Linked DNA regions of Homo sapiens: region 1 is linked to region 2. A link is a loop called in an ENCODE intact Hi-C map of the cell type or tissue named here. Cell type or tissue: dorsolateral prefrontal cortex. All regions are shown on one strand.

What was found. Peaks named below come from ENCODE experiments on the same cell type or tissue, not always from the same donor. Only the 100,000 strongest peaks of a DNase experiment are listed, where the experiment ranks them.
Region 1: it touches region 2 in a loop (2.9-fold over the local background); 3 of 110 quality-filtered maps call a loop at or near these places.

The regions. Positions count from the first base shown.
Region 1 is chr2:72,742,921-72,750,920 of GRCh38, forward strand. All of the region lies in intron 1 of EXOC6B (exocyst complex component 6B), which reads right to left. Among named protein-coding and RNA genes, the nearest start is that of EXOC6B, 79 kb to the right of the region's middle. In dorsolateral prefrontal cortex, CTCF peaks have their summits at 3,039 (motif pointing left) and 3,239; no DNase peak of the experiment used is centred here.
Region 2 is chr2:71,605,816-71,613,815 of GRCh38, forward strand. It overlaps DYSF (dysferlin), which reads left to right. Exons shown (of 56, transcript NM_001130987.2): 37 at 5,430-5,531; 38 at 5,650-5,811; 39 at 6,826-6,991; 40 at 7,519-7,595. Among named protein-coding and RNA genes, the nearest start is that of DYSF, 140 kb to the left of the region's middle. In dorsolateral prefrontal cortex, CTCF peaks have their summits at 4,304 (motif pointing right) and 4,506; a DNase peak (open chromatin) is centred at 1,806; H3K27ac peaks cover 4,040 bases.

The DNA of each region.
Region 1 (8,000 bases), 1.1 Mb after region 2:
TCTCAGTATTTAACGTAGAAAAAAAAGTATTTATTACTAATGTATCTCCACTCCCATACCTGTTCCTCCTCAAATTTCCCAACCGCCTACCCATCCCATCACAGCTAAAGGCACACTATACAATTGCCCAAGCCAAAAATCTAGGAATGACTCCTAATCTATCTCCTTCCATCACATACCCTATCCAATACATTAATAAGTCCTGACAACTCAACCTCCGAAACATGTCTTAACATTTACCATATTCCACCATTTCCACTAAAACACGATCTAAATCTACATTACCACCACAATGGACCAATGCAACAGCCTCCTGACAGTCTCCATTCTGCACTTTCCATCTACTCCACCCCCTGCCCCAAAACAGACACTCCACACAGTAACAAAAATGATCAGAATTAAAATCTTGATTCTTTACTGCTGCCTGTAAGGCCCTACATAATGTAACCTCACATTACCTCTCTAACCTCATTTCTCTCCTTTCTCTAGTTCCCACCCAAATTCCCTTCCATCCTCTAAGTTCCAGCTACCCTGGCTTTTTTTAAAGCCTCTTCCCGCCTCAAGAATTTTGTTTTTGCAGTTCTTATACTAGTAATGCTCATCCCCTATACCTTTGAACAATCTCTTCCTCCTCACCGTCCATGATATGTTGTCTATCTCCGCCTCCCCACAACCCACCTCAACTAGATTGTAAGTTCAAGGGCAAGAATTTTGTCTGTCATACTGTACCTCTATAACAGTGCCAGACAGGTAGTAGACAATAAGTAAACATTCACTGAGTAAAGAATGACTAACACTATCTCTAAGGACTCTTTGATTTCTGACATTTGTTCAAGAAATACTCATTTGCTCATTGCCAACATTTTCTGGTTCTATAATCCTTTCTGGGTACTGGATCACTATGCTGATCCTCTGGATCAGAAACCACACCCCCCACAGGAGGTCAGTTCTACCACCCAAAACTCAGCAGTAGCCATAGATGAAAGGAATAGTCATGCACTGCATAATAATGTTTTAGTTAACGATGGACCACATATATAATGGTGGTCCCACTGTATTATCTAGTGAAGTCATAGGCTTTGTATTGTAGTGCAACACATTACCTTTTCTACATTTAGATATACAAATACTTACCAGTATGTTATAACTGCCTACAGTATTAAGTACAGCAACATACTGTACAGGTTTGCAGCCTAGTAGCAATAGGCTATACCATATAGCCTAGGTGTGTAGTAGACTATATACCATCTAGGCTTGTGTAAGTATACTCTATGATGTTCACACAACAACAAAATCACCTAATGACACATTTTTTAGAACATATCCTCTCTGCTAAGCAACATATGACTGTACATGTTTGGCTTCCAGTCAAGATTCTGAACACTTACTTCAGAAAAGGCAGAGCAATCTGGATTCATTCTCCTTCCTTTGAAATAAAGGGAGATTGTCAAATAAATTATAAACAATCTCTGCTTTGACAAGTAGGAAAACTGTAGAATAACCACTTGCCTGAAAAAGCTGTTTGGAATACATAAGAGAATCTACCGTTGACATTTCAAGTAATCTCAAATAAGCTTAACTTTTCCCCCTTTCAAAGGAAAGGAAAAGAAAGGTTTCCATGTAAAGATACTGATTTACCTTGACACTTGGAGAACGTGAAGAATCACCGAAAACTCCTCAATATAAATTGCATAAGCTGATATATTATTCAATAGTAGACAATCTCTTGGTTTCAAATTCAGTACACCCTGACTTGACTCAATATACTTCTAAGTTAAATGGCAAGTATAGTTCATTCTACTGGGTAAAACTTCTTTTCATTTCTTCCCTCCAGAGATCTACGGTAACGTCACAAAAGACAACCTCACAGAAAAGCAAATTCCAAAGTTAAGAAATGCAGAACTTATATTAATAATGCCTCCCTAGGCTCTCTGATCTTCCTATTTAAAGAAAAAAAAAATCAAAAACCTAAGAAAGGAAATGTGGATTTTAGCTGCCTGACTATGTGGCCTTCATCTTAGCACTGTAATTAGCTTGCTATATATAGGTCTTTGGCCAATCCAGTTAATCTCTCCGACCCTCAACTTTCTCATCTAGAAAATAGGAAGCAATCAATTACAATTCTCTTAAAAGTACTAGCTTAGCTTTAAGTATCTACAGTTCGCCTCCACTTTCAAGTTTAGTCAACAATGCTAAGATCATACATTTGTAGAATAGTATAAATAGGCAGTAGTTCAAAACAAGTTAATGGATCAGGGGTGGTGGCCCACACCTGTAATTCCAGCACTTTGGGAGGCCAAGATAGAGGGATTGCTTTGAGGCCAGGAGCTTGAAACCAGCCTGGTCAACATAGTGAGATCCCATTTCTTTAAAAAACAAAATAAAACACAAGTTAATAAAGTTTCTACCTGCTTATCACTACTCTCCATCTGTTACTCCTATCTTAGGACCATTATGATTGTAATATTCTCTTTAATTATTATGCAGAATAACATGAAAGGTTTGCAGTAGATCGCCAGAGTATTTTGAGAATTAAAAAAAAAGAAAGAATAAAACGTAAAACACCCATATTTAAAACAGGGGATAAAGACTATATTTAAAAGACTTTGTGTTCCATAGGTATGTTTCAGGAAATCCATGATTCCCAGATCCTAGGTGGATTTTGTATATATAGGTAGATGTACATATATGCATTTTTAAGAAAAAAAGTTTCCAATAGTTTCCATCTGGTTACCAAATAGGTTAAAAACCACAAATTTAAAGATTTTATTTCAAATTGTCTACCAAAGGAAGAGGCAATTATGACTGATCACTACCTAACAGTTCACCATGAATCAGCATTTCAAGCACATTTAAATATAACACTTTGCTAACCAACATATCCATCAGATATAAAAGGCTAAAAACAAAAATAAACAAGACTTAAACACTGAAAAGGTCAGAAATTTACTACTGAAGCTAATCTAATATCAGTAGTCAACAATGCAGTCGAACAAAGTGTGGCATTTTTTTCTTTTAATACCTTAAGGTAGAGAAAGACTGCCATCTAGTGATGGCCCTTTTCTAACATTCCTTGAAATGATGTGGCCTTACAAGTAAACAGGACCGCTTAAAAATCTAAAAACTATATTCCATAATACCTGTTGGTCAGAGACTTATAGCTGATTACTAAATGATATGTAAGGTACTCTAATGTTTAAATTTCCATTACTATTAGAAAGCAGGATCTTGAGAACAAAGGCATAGGTTTTTGACATGTCCAGGTTATGTTGCAGTTAAACAAGACAATCTATGGAATAAACTGCACCACTAGTTTAATTATTTGTGATAATCTCAATAATATTCTTAGTAAAGTATATACTTTACTATAGTACTTAGTAAAAGGCAAACAAGAAGAAATATATGGAAATTAACTAAACTTTTTATAGCCTAAATTTGACTCAACTAAATAAATGCTGCCATGTGGAGTCTGGTTTCCAAAAACCCCCAAATAAACCACCGGTTTGTGCAAAAAGTAAATTATTTATCCTCGTATAACTATCTGGTGCATAGCTCTAGATTTCATAATGATACTATATCCATAGCCCACCTAAATTTCATGTGCATATTAAGAGATCTTAATTTATAAAATGGCACTTGAGTAATTCTGTTGAACAAATATTTACCATTCACCTGTACCAAACCACTACAGGATTATATCACTTGCTTAGAGCCTATATTAATTCAAATTTGCTTGTCAAAGAAGGAGGAAAAATAATGTTATAAGCATTATTTCATTTAAATCCAATGCATCTTATAAATTAGACATTATTCCCATTTTATAAATGAGAAACCTGTAACCCAAGATGAAGCAACTTGCCAACTTCACATAGCTAGAAAGTGTCCTCTCTACTGCATCAGTCTATCTCTTTGAACAAGGAAAGCAAGCAGGTGGCATGGGCCCCCAAAATGTTAGTTGAAACAGGTCTTAGAGATGGAAGACAAAGCTCTCATTGTACACTCAAGGAAACTGAGGCCCAGGCAAGTTAAATGCCTTAATCAAAATTAATTGCTTGCTACGATACAATTAGGCCTGACCCCCAAAGAAAACAGAAAAAGCTAATGCAATATGAAGCCCAACACAAAGCTAAGTGGTTTAAAAAGAGAGAGAGAGAGACAAACTTCTACTTCAAGATGAGTAAGTTGCCTATTAGTTGTGCCTACACAACTATTCTCTTCTTCCTCCTATTGGAAGAGTCCCAATTCATTCTGATATTTCTGTCCTACCACAAAGGATAAATATTAATTAGTCTGTAAACCAATCATGGTAATTGCATTCTCTTTGTGAGTGACCAGTTAATATATGGTGGTCAGTGACACACTTATCTCACCAATGAGAAGGAAAATCTGGCAGTGAGGATCCAAGAAAAGGTTTTCTTTCCTGAAGCATTCAGGAAAAGAAACTGCTTTTCCTGCCTTAGACATTGTCCTGTGAAAGCATAATGTTTGAGGATGCAGTAACCATTCTGAAAAGGAAGAAGATATTGCCCAAAAAATCTTAGAATGGCAAAGGGGAAAATGGAAAACACTCGGCTCTTTGATAGTGATGCAATCCTGAAACAGCCCTATCTCCAAACATCATGTTATATGACTTAATAAATTTCCCATTGTTTAAGCCACTTTCCCTTGATATTCTGCTACTTGCAAAGGAAAGTATCCTAAATGATGCAACATTGTTCAGTCTTCAAAGGTAACAAGCAAATCAAAGAAACAACCAAGAGCAAGTCAGAGTCTACACACTTTACAAAGCAATCTTGTTCCCTGGACCTAGGCCATTCTTCTCCTTTTGCTTCTAGTTTAGTTAAGAGTAACTCCCATTTGCCTCTCAATTTTCAGCTTGCACCTTTTCTGGGAAACCTTCCCTAATCACATAGATTCTATTATGTGCTCCTCCTCGGTGATTATCATTTTTACAGAATTTATTAAACTATATCTGATTGTCCATTCACTTGCCAATCTCCCCATACTAGAATGCTAATCTCCTTGTGGGGAGAGACTATGTCTTACCCATTTTATCTCTACCTGCTGGCACACAGCCTGGCACAGAGGAGGTCCTCCATATAAGATGAAGATGGAAAAAGGTAGGAGACTAACTGATGAGGATTTCTAGTTGTTTCAGAGGTGGATGCAAAAGTGTATCCCATGATACAAAGCATTTCTGTTGAGATGTTTTCAGAACCACGGAGAACTTCAAGACACAATGAACTGAACATTTTGGTTTTTGTTTTTGATTAATTCAAGGAAAAATTCCAGAGTTTATTCTGGTCTTTTCTTTTTCATATATATGTTTTTAAACTTCTGTCATGGTTTTATTCCTCAAACATTTTCTTCTCATTAAGCTCCATAAAAGCATCATTAGTATTTTTGTTTATTCCAAATGTTAAAAATAAAGTGGAAAAACAGATTTGTGCATGATGTTGAAAGAGAAACTGCAGGAGGTCAAAAGGAGTTTAAAGTCCCTTCTCCTTACTTCAGTTTGTCTATCAGTTTAATTCCAACCTTAGTATTGTAATCTGGATGCTCTGGGTGCATAACGATGAAGGAGATCAATCAGATCATCATCAATGACAGGAGAAGCATATGCTAGTTAACATGAATTCTAACTGAACACTATACCCAAATATTTTTGTACTGCCACAGGAGATCAAATACATTCAAATCCTTTTTCCAGCTCTGAAGATACCAAGGTATCCAACTGGCTTCACACAAAGATAGCCCATATAACCAAAAGAATGCTGTGATGCAGATTTCTCTCAAGGCAGGAAGGGAACCCCAATGATGGCTATTTCCAGAGGAATAAAAGCAGGGTGGAGCAGCTTCAACTGACACCTAGCCAAAGGGCCTACTAAAACCTGGTTTTGGTTAAATACCACAGGAAAGTGGAGAAGGGGGAATTGTCCCAAAACATCAGTCAAATCAACAACAGACTATTAGGAAATAAACTAATGAAAACAAGGAAACTCCAAATTAAGAACATAGAGACTGCCATAATTGCTACTATGATAATGTCACACTATTAGAACAAGTAATCACCAACAGTAACTGAAGATATAAAGGCAAAACAGGATTATTAGTGGCTTCACTTTGTCCTTTGTATCTATTTGTGTTAGGTGCAAAAAGATTTTATTTCATTGTATCTTTCAGTGGTGGTCATGAAATCTGGCAGATAAAAGTTAGATCATGAATGTTGCTGCTAATTATAAGATAAGATATAAAAAAGTACCTCTACAGCCTGGTGATACTTATTGACTCTAACCTAGAAAACTGCTGAAAGCAGAGTACTAATACAGTTGTTTAGGAGTTATAATACACTTGGTAGGTTAGCTCTGGTCTCACTGCATGTAATTCAGTGTGTTAAGTTTAACACTTAAACATGTGATGTTGGAGCTAGATGAAATGACCAGTTCACTTAGTATCTATCATCAACATAATGAGTCTGAATCTAGGGCATGTTGATAAAACTCTTCCAGATTCTTTACAAAAGATATTCAGTAGCAGGGTGGTGCAAAAGTAATTGCGGTTTTGCCATTACTTTTAATTTTTGCCATTAAAGCGGAAAGTAATTGCAGTTTTGCCACTACTTTTAATGTTTGCCATTAAAAAAATCACAAAACTGCAATTACTTTTGCACCACCCTACATATTTAATTAAATAATTACTCTGAAGACATATGCAAATATTAAGAGACTGTGTATTAAGTATTGAAACATGATTCTACTGAGAGAAAAAAGAAAAATGAATAATTTTTGGAACACTTCGGTCTCCACACTTAAAATTATCATTATGGTTCTGATGATAGGTATCATTAAGCTATTAACAGAGAAAGACAAACCAATAATGGTTAACACTAGTATGGTAGAAACACAGCAGTGAATAGCCATGATCCACTTATGCATGTAGATTTAATGTGGACTTAACAAAATAGACCATGCAAGTTTCCTAGAATCTCTGAATCAAACCCTAATAAATGTAAGTAACCTCATTTGTAGATGTATATGTTATGTATACTATATATATAAATGCATGTATTATATATAGTATATATGCTATATATGTGGGTGACACATATATACATATACATACCTCACACACACACATACCTACACACACACAAACACACACACACACTTTTTTCTAATTTTCTGAGAAAGAACCAGACCTAACAACACCACATTCAACTCCTGGTCCAATTTCACCCGTAAGTGGTTGTTTGCTGATACCCCATGGCCAAAAGTGACCACAATTTAAAACTCTTTAACTCTATAAGCAATTAAGTACATGAAAGAGGATGGATGGAAAGGCATCAGAGTAGTTTCCATCCTAAAACATAATAAAGAACAAAGCAGGCAAAATAGGATGAAGTTCCATGAACCGTATGGAAGATTGGATACACTGTGAAAAACATTTCTACTATCAAACTCCTAATCACCTCTAACCACCTCTAACCTAATCTCTCTAATCACCTCTGACCTAATGCTTCTATTTTATAGCCATACAGAGAAAAAGAGACATGGCCTATTGCCCACACAAGATGGGGAGTCAAATCAGAGGCCTTCAAATGAATGAAGCGAAGATACCCCAGAATACATCATTAGTAAAAGATAAAATAGAAAAACACTTCCTCATAAAGGGAGACTGCAAGTAAACTTGCCTATCTGGTGTTAGCTCTGGGTGAGGGAAGGAGAAAACTCCCATGATAATTTGAAAGCACATGCCAGCCTTCTCACAGAAGGGAGGTCTACACTCATACTATCAATCTTCTGTGGTCTGAGAAATCTCAACTGACAATTTATTTTTAAAGTAGTCCCAGCATGGTTGTTAATACCCTCAAATAACCAACTGAAGCAAAGGCAAATCTTCTCCAGAGAAATATACCTTAACCTATACTTCTAGGAATTCTCACAAATAATACTCCATTGAACTGGAACTTAAGTATCAAAAGTCATAAAACATACAAGGAA
Region 2 (8,000 bases):
CCCCCATTCCTCCCCCAAGGCCTTAATTTAAAACACTGTTTTTCCTGGGAAGTGTAATTAGAGCAACATATTGTTCCTAACGAGCTGGGTGGGGCAGGCAGACAATGGAGCCCTCCCAGCCTGCCTGGCTGCCCCCTGCCTGGAGCTCCCCGAGGAACCAGGATGTGACTGCAGCGTCTTCTGTCCTCTGCTGGGTGAGGTGAGGGTCCATAGGCTACTGATGACCCGGCTGATGCAGGAGGCTTGCCAACACTTCCCTTGCCCTGGGAGCGACTCCTGTCTAACATGGTGGCCCCTAGACTGGGCTGGGGGTGCCCCTTTCATGGCTCAGGGCCTTGGTTCTTCGTGGTAAACTGGCCAGCGGGACTGATAGACTGAAGTGGGCTTGAGGATGGCTTCAGCTCTGGTAGGGGAGAGAGCTTCACTTGTTCTTGGGGTCTTCTTGGTCTGGGCTGGCTTGATCAACACTCTGCACACCTGTAGAACCCATCTCTGCAGCCGCCCCTGGTCTGCCCTGCATTTGAAGGGAGCAAGACGGGAGCTGGTCAAATGTGGCTTCCTCTGATTAGGCTTATCAGAGTCCTCCATCAACCCTAGGACAGTGAATCAGGATGTTCTGGTGGCACTTTCAGTCTACACCCCATCTGCCCAGCAGTGCTGAGAGGCTTCCCAGTTGCAGTGAGGGTCGCAGCACCCTCACTGAGAATTACTGTCCTGGAGAGGGGGTGCTGTGCCCCTCAAGTGGGCTGGACCAGAAAAAAAGTTGAAAACCAGGCTCAAGAGCTGGCAGAGACCTCAGGACTCCTGCCTGGGAGATGATCAGAGATCCCTTAGGACCATAGGAATGGGGTATGTGGGGAAAGGGTCATGTAGACGGGGTTAAGAGAGTCAGAGTCAGGTTATAAGACGTTTCTGGAGCGTCTTGGGGAGATTTTCTAGAGACCTTGAATTAGGCCCTAAAAATGGGTTAGATTCAGTTGGCAGTAAAGAAAGCCCATTGAACCAGAGGGAGTAATGAGCAGGCCTGGGGAGGACCCAGGGTCAGGCTAGAGCAGGCACGGGTGCTAGGAAGGAGGACAGTGCGTGTTGGATTCATTCCTTTATCCTCCCATCCACCCACTCTTCTGTCTTCACCCTCCCTCTTCCCCTTCAGTTATCCATTCATAATCATTTATTTGTTGGACGGGGGAATTCAGCTATGGTCCCTGTGTACAGAATTGCTGGTTTAACCAAGGACACAATCAAATGAACACGTGGAGATAGCATGGGTGATGGATTGATGTGTCTTTCTATGGGAATAAGTGTAAGTTGCTATGGGAGCTACGGGGGTACTTAAGCTTGGGGCACCAGGAAAGATTTAAATGGACACCTGCTGTCTGAATAGGAAGTACAGGAGGAGTAGGGGTAGAAGTGCATTTCAGACAGAGGGACCACTGAGCTCCAAGCCTCAAAGCTAAAAGAGCATGGTGCCTCCTGCAACCTGCTAGCATTCAGAAGGGCAGGGGTTGCGTGTGTCCCAGGAGGTGGTTCATCACTACTTGGGGTCATCAAGGGGAAATTTATCTCATGAGAGACATGCCCAGAGAAGGCAGCAGGAGCTGGAAGATTAGAGGTCTTGTGGAGGCTACTTTGAAGAGTCTGCACTTCATCCTGAGCAGATGGGAAGACATTGGAGGACTTGAAACAAAGAGTGACATTATTAGAAAGCCTGCCTTGGCTGCAGATTGTAGAACGCGTGGGCTGTTGGGAGAGGGTGTCAAAACCAAGTGAAAGGGGGATGCTGGTGAATCCAGGCAAGAGAGGGTAGTGGCTTGCACTGAGCAAAGGAGATGGGTGGGCGGGCGTGAGAGATGTTCAGGAGACAGGATTACCAGTGTTTGGTGATCAGTCAGGCAGGGCGATGAGGGGCAGGAGGAGCCAAGGGTGGCGTGGGAGCTTTTGGCTTGGTTGTCTAGATGGTGGGGTCAGACTTGAAGAGAGCAGGTTCTGAGGGGGAAGATGAAGAATCCAGTTTTGGACAAGTTCAGTGTGAGAGGCCAGTAGGACACATTAATGAACTAAGCAGTAAGATATTGGGGCTTAGCAGAGATGTTTGGGAGCAGAAAGTCTAGGAGAGGGCTAAGGAGCAGATCAGGGCTTGGTGGAGGAAGATGGGAAGGCTGCAGAGGAGGCTCAGCAAACAGGGTGAGGGCCAGCAGTGTGGATCCAGAGAGACTGTTTGGGAAGGAGATGAGGTTAGCTGGCCAGATGCTGCTGAGGGGGTGAGAGAGAGAAGAGCCCACGAGTGTCCTTCGGGTAGGGGACTCTGGAGACAAATTTCCGGGGAGGGGTGCTGAGGGCAGAAGCAGGGTGCACTGGGAAGCAGGTGGTGTGGACATGAGGGAGGAGAGGTAGTGGATGGAGACAGGATTAGAGAGAGGAGAGGAGGGAGCCTGCAGAGAGGAGGGCGCGGGTGGATTTGGGAGATGGGGATGTCTTTAAATTGGGAAGGAGCAGATCCAGGAGATAGTGTGAAAAATTGGGGAGGAGCATTTGGACGCATGGTCAGAGGGGGAGCCACAGAGGCAGGCAACCCTGGGAGGTGGCAGGAAATGGCAGGGAAGAAGCATGTCCTGGGACCCCTGGGGACAGCACGGTGGACAGAGATGGCCTTGGGATGCATGCTGTGGCCTCATGCTGAGGAAGCTGCCTGGACACACCTCTAACCACTGTCTCTGCCTGTCTCTTCCTTCTGCCTCCGCTGGGCCCGACGCTCCGCAGCTGTGTGCTCCTGCCTTCTTCCTCCAGGGCCTTCTCCAAACGGTATTGGAGCTTAACCTTCTCCAGGTTCTTGTTCCCCTGTCCTCAGCAAGCAGGCTCCTGAAGATGCGGAGCCTGGTCCCCAGCCTTTAGAGAGGAATGTCATCACCACGGAGCTCGAGGGAGCCCCGAGGGACAGACCGAGGAAATGAGGGATAAAGTGGATACTGCCCAGCGTTTGGGGGCCTAGAGAGGAAATATTCTGGGAGGAATGTATTCATGAGTTTTCCTTAGTGATTTTAAGAGAACAAGTGTATGAGAAAGATTGGTCTTTCTGCCACTCCACTCAGGGGATCCTGGGGCTGTTCCCTCCCTGATGGTTTTTTTTTTTGGCCCCTCTTTGTCTTGGGTTTTTGGCTCTGGGTCCATATTGGGTTGGGCATAGCCATAAGGGGCCATGAACAGACCACAAGCAGGCATTCAAGTGCAACCCTGTCTTTAAAGAGGACACCCTGCTGTGCTGCCACCTGCAGCTGGTGGCCTTGGAGTGCCCAGGGAGGACATCAAACTGGGGGTCCCCATAGCAGCCAGGTCACTGCAGAAGCTGTGTAGGCCCTGCCTCCATCCTCCAAGGGCACCTTTCATGTGGACTGTGACATGCATAGCAGCCCCTGGAGCTGTGCACTGCAGCAGCCCTGTCCATCACCCCTGCTTATCAGACGGTCAGGAATGCAGGTGCTTCCTGCATCATGTCACCTGCATTGTGGGTCTGGAGGAAAATGATAAGTTTTTTTGCTTTATGCCCTGGTGACTTAGAGATAGTAATAAAGCCAGTGTTGCTCTGAAAGATGCTTCTAATGGCTCAGCTCTCTTGAAGTCACCCTGGGGAGATCAACACCAACACCAATGGCAAAAACAATGGTACTAACAACAATTCTAGTAATAGTTACAGTCACAGCCATTTACTAAGCGCCTCCTGTGTGCCAGGCGCTCTTCAGATGTGTTCTCTCATTTAATTCTCGGAGCAGCTTATCTCAGATCTTCATCTGAGAATACTGAGTCACTGAAGTTGAGTAATCTGTCCAAGGCCTAATGGCGAGGAGGTGGCAGAGCTGGAACTAGAGTTGAGGTCTGATTCTAGGACTAAGCTTCCAACTGCTGTAGGTTGGGGGAAACATGGTGTCATCAGGGTGTCGCTGCACAGGAGTGTGGCTTGGGTTGGCTGTGAAGTGATTCATGGAGGTGGGGGGAAGCTGATATCTTTCTCTGCTTTGACTGCTCCCACCATCTATGGCAGAGCGTCTGTATGGATGTACCATCCTCGCAGAAGGAACCCAACAGAAGTCACTTGGAGAATGAATCCAATGATTTCATTGTTTAATAAATGAGATTACATGAGGCAAGCTCTGTAAAGTGTCTATCACAGTCCTTTTAATTATAGTTAACATTTCCGGAGTGTCAGGCCCTCCATGTATGGATGTGCAGGTTGGGCACTGCACAAGGACACTGTGTCTAAGGGGCTGCATTTCTAGCACAGACACCATATACTTGTATTTATTATAACAATTTCCCAATAGGTGGCAGTAAAGTGTCTTGTTCTAATAAACTCAGAAAATATGACAACTTTCTGACATGGAAGTAAAGAGTCTTAAGCACATTTTTCTCTAATTGTCACAAAGACACCACATGGGCTAATAGTCCTGTTGAAGGTTTACATGAAGCTCTAAAGGTTATACAGGTATTAACTTCCTCAACCCTCACCCTAACCTTTAGAGGTTGACAACTTTTGCTAACCATTTTATAGATGAAAACATTCAGCTATAGGAGGTGAAATAATTTATTTAACGTCATACATAGTGGAGTTAGGACTCACACCTGTGTTCCTAACTGCTGTTATTGGTGGTTAACTATCTAAGGCAGTACCTGCCTCCCTTGCCCCACCTTGCTTCCTCATGTAGTTCTTTGTGATCATTGAGGATTCCTGCCCAACTCTTTCTGGCAAACTCTTAGTAGGCCAGAATTGACACACACTTGCTCGTCTCTGTAGTGGAGAGAGACCCTCCCCAGCAGTGTGCTTTGGTGCTCTGGGGAGCCCCTTCTCCCATTGCTCAGTTGTTCTCTTTCTGGCTCACAATGCAAGTATTCTGTCCTCACAGGGGACAGGCGTGAGAGGTGGGGGTTTGGGGCTGGAAGGTGTCTAGGGGTGGGGAAGAAATACCAGGACAGATGATAACCCGGAAGGGTCTGAGCCAGGAGGCAGGAGAACCAGGCTGGCGGGCAGGCACATGGTCCTCTCTGGGACTGAGAGGGGCTGAAGTGGATCTGCCAGGATGGAATAGGCAGTGTGTGCACGCATATGCTGTGTGCGTATCAGGGAGGGGCAGACCCGGAGCAGCTCAGGGGGCATCAGAGCCTGCATTATGGGAGGAGGGGTGACGGGATTCAGTTGGAACAAGGTGACCTGAACCCTGGATGAAGGTGCTGGAATTGTGATCCTGGAGAAGATGATGCCTGGCCGAAACTGACTTAGCTTTTTCGTTTCTGCCTCCCTGTTTGTCCACTTCTGTCTTTCCTTCTCTGTTTCTCCCTGCACTTGGCATTTCTTTCTGTCCTATCTGTCCTTCTCTCTTGTCTTTTTGCCTTGGTCTTCCTTCCACCTTTGTCTCCATTCTACCTGCTGTCCACTGCAGTCTGAGGACACAGACCTGCCCTACCCACCACCCCAGAGGGAGGCCAACATCTACATGGTTCCTCAGAACATCAAGCCAGCGCTCCAGCGTACCGCCATCGAGGTGAGCCGTCCGGGCCTGGGCGTGGGGGCTGGGAGCAGCCTGCCCTTCCCCTTCCTGGCCCCAGCCTTTCCTGGGGCCCGGGGCCTTCTGAGCCACTCTCCTCATTCTGTGTGCTTAGATCCTGGCATGGGGCCTGCGGAACATGAAGAGTTACCAGCTGGCCAACATCTCCTCCCCCAGCCTCGTGGTAGAGTGTGGGGGCCAGACGGTGCAGTCCTGTGTCATCAGGAACCTCCGGAAGAACCCCAACTTTGACATCTGCACCCTCTTCATGGAAGTGGTGAGCCCCACCTCCCTACTGTCCCCTTCCAGAGTCCTGGGGCTAGAAGTTCTACATGTCCCCGAGCAGCCTGGGGCTTGTGCTCCAATTCCCTGCGGGATCCAGGGTAGGACCCCTCACTTTCCTGTGAACATGGGGAGAAATGCTCATACCCTCCTCACTGGAAGGGTTCAGGCCTCTGAGTAGGACAAACGGGGCCAACCTGCTCCTCCTATACCCAAATCCTAGATCAGCGAAAGTCCCAAGGAGACATCCCCTGGCTGTTGTCCCTCTGGGACAGGTTTCAGTCCCCTGGAGCGCCCTTGGGGACCTGCTAGGGCTTGGCTTTCCAGGATTCCTCCAAACCTTTTCTGACCATGTCCTCCCCCAGCCTGGGCCCCCTCAAAGGAGCTCACCCCCACAGCCCTCAGGCCCTCCAGGCCTCTCCACCTCCCTGGGATGCCTAGACCTAGTGGCCAGAGTAAGGCAGGTCTGAGGAAAAGAAAATGGTTTGCAAGATGAAAGCGCTGTAGAAATTCCAGGCCCAGTGGCTGTCAACAGAAGCCTCCTCTTGGCCGAGCCAAAGCCGCCCCTGAAGGAGAGCATATAAATTATTTCAAGTTGTGTTCAAAGTGCTTTTGGGGTGTGTGGGGGGAAGAATCTGGGTCTGTAAGCCAACTCTTGAGTATCCACTTGGGGGGACTGTCTGTAAGAAATGTTGAGTCCCGGGCCAACTCCCCTCGCCCGCTCCCCAGCCAGTGAGGGAGCGCAGCCTCGTTTCCACTTCAGGCTGAACAGGATGCATTTGGAAGGTAAAGCTGTGGGGGGAAAGCCGGCCTCTGCATGCAGCATTCAAGGGGCCGACAGAAAAGGTGTGTGGCTTCGCTCGACTGCCCAGCTCTGGGCCAGCCACCATTTTGGATTTCTGGCTGTGGGGATTATCTGCGGTTTATAGTCATTTTCTGCTCTTTGGGCTTGACCTGGAGACTTCCCAGAGGGGGATTCAGGCCAGTGCGTTCTTCCTCCTCCACCCAGATGCTGCCCAGGGAGGAGCTCTACTGCCCCCCCATCACCGTCAAGGTCATCGATAACCGCCAGTTTGGCCGCCGGCCTGTGGTGGGCCAGTGTACCATCCGCTCCCTGGAGAGCTTCCTGTGTGACCCCTACTCGGCGGAGAGTCCATCCCCACAGGGTGGCCCAGGTAGGGGAAGGGGAGATGATGGGCAGGTCAGGGAAGGGGGAGCCTCAGGGCCAAGCTACCCTTCCTAGTTGAGATGCATCCTGAAACCCTTCTCTTACGGAGACCTGAATGAGAAGTGGTTTCTGCTCTGCTAGACCACAGGGTGGAGACCTTCCTTAGGGCAGAGCCTAGCTCTGGGTGGGGGGCACCAGGAGCAGGTGACTGATACCCGTTGGAGCTGAGGGGTGAGGGCTCAAAGTGGGCCCAGGGGGAGGGAGAGAGAGGGCAGGGAGACAATGATGCGGGGAGGGAGGAAAGAAATGTGAGGAGAGGAAGACAGAAGTGGGAGACAGAGCATGTGAAGGAGGATGGGAGAGATGGAGATGAGAGAGGGACTTATTGGGAAGTAGGAAGAGAGAGATACCGACTGAGAAATGTGGAGAGACTGCAGGGTCTTGTCTTGGTCCCTTGGTTGAGCCCTGGGGCTGGTGAGGGGCGAGCCTTTTGAGAGAGCCCCTCTCAGGCCTGGATGGCTCCCTCCCCTGCAGACGATGTGAGCCTACTCAGTCCTGGGGAAGACGTGCTCATCGACATTGATGACAAGGAGCCCCTCATCCCCATCCAGGTAGGATGGGCATCCTCCAGGGAGGCCTGGGTCACCTTTCCCCTCCATTCCTCATCAATTCCCACCCCTTCTCCCCTACCCTTCATTATCACACAGCCTCTATACACATCCCCTTCTGGGCTCTGCGGTTGGACACTGTCCAGTAGAGAGACCCAGATGGGAGCTTTCAGTCTGGCTGAGGGGGGTGGGGTGTGCTCATCTGGGCAAGACTCAATCCCTTTTCTTGGATGCATATGTGAAAAATAGGCCATCTACCCTGGGGGCCATGGTGAGGGCTTTCTCCTGGAGATCACCAGAAAATCAGGGTGAGGAGCAAATGAGAGAAGGACGACAGGGGAGGGAGTGAGTGGGCCATCTCTGGGGTCCTCCAGCCCCATCTCCCTATCTGGGACAGGCCCCTTCTTA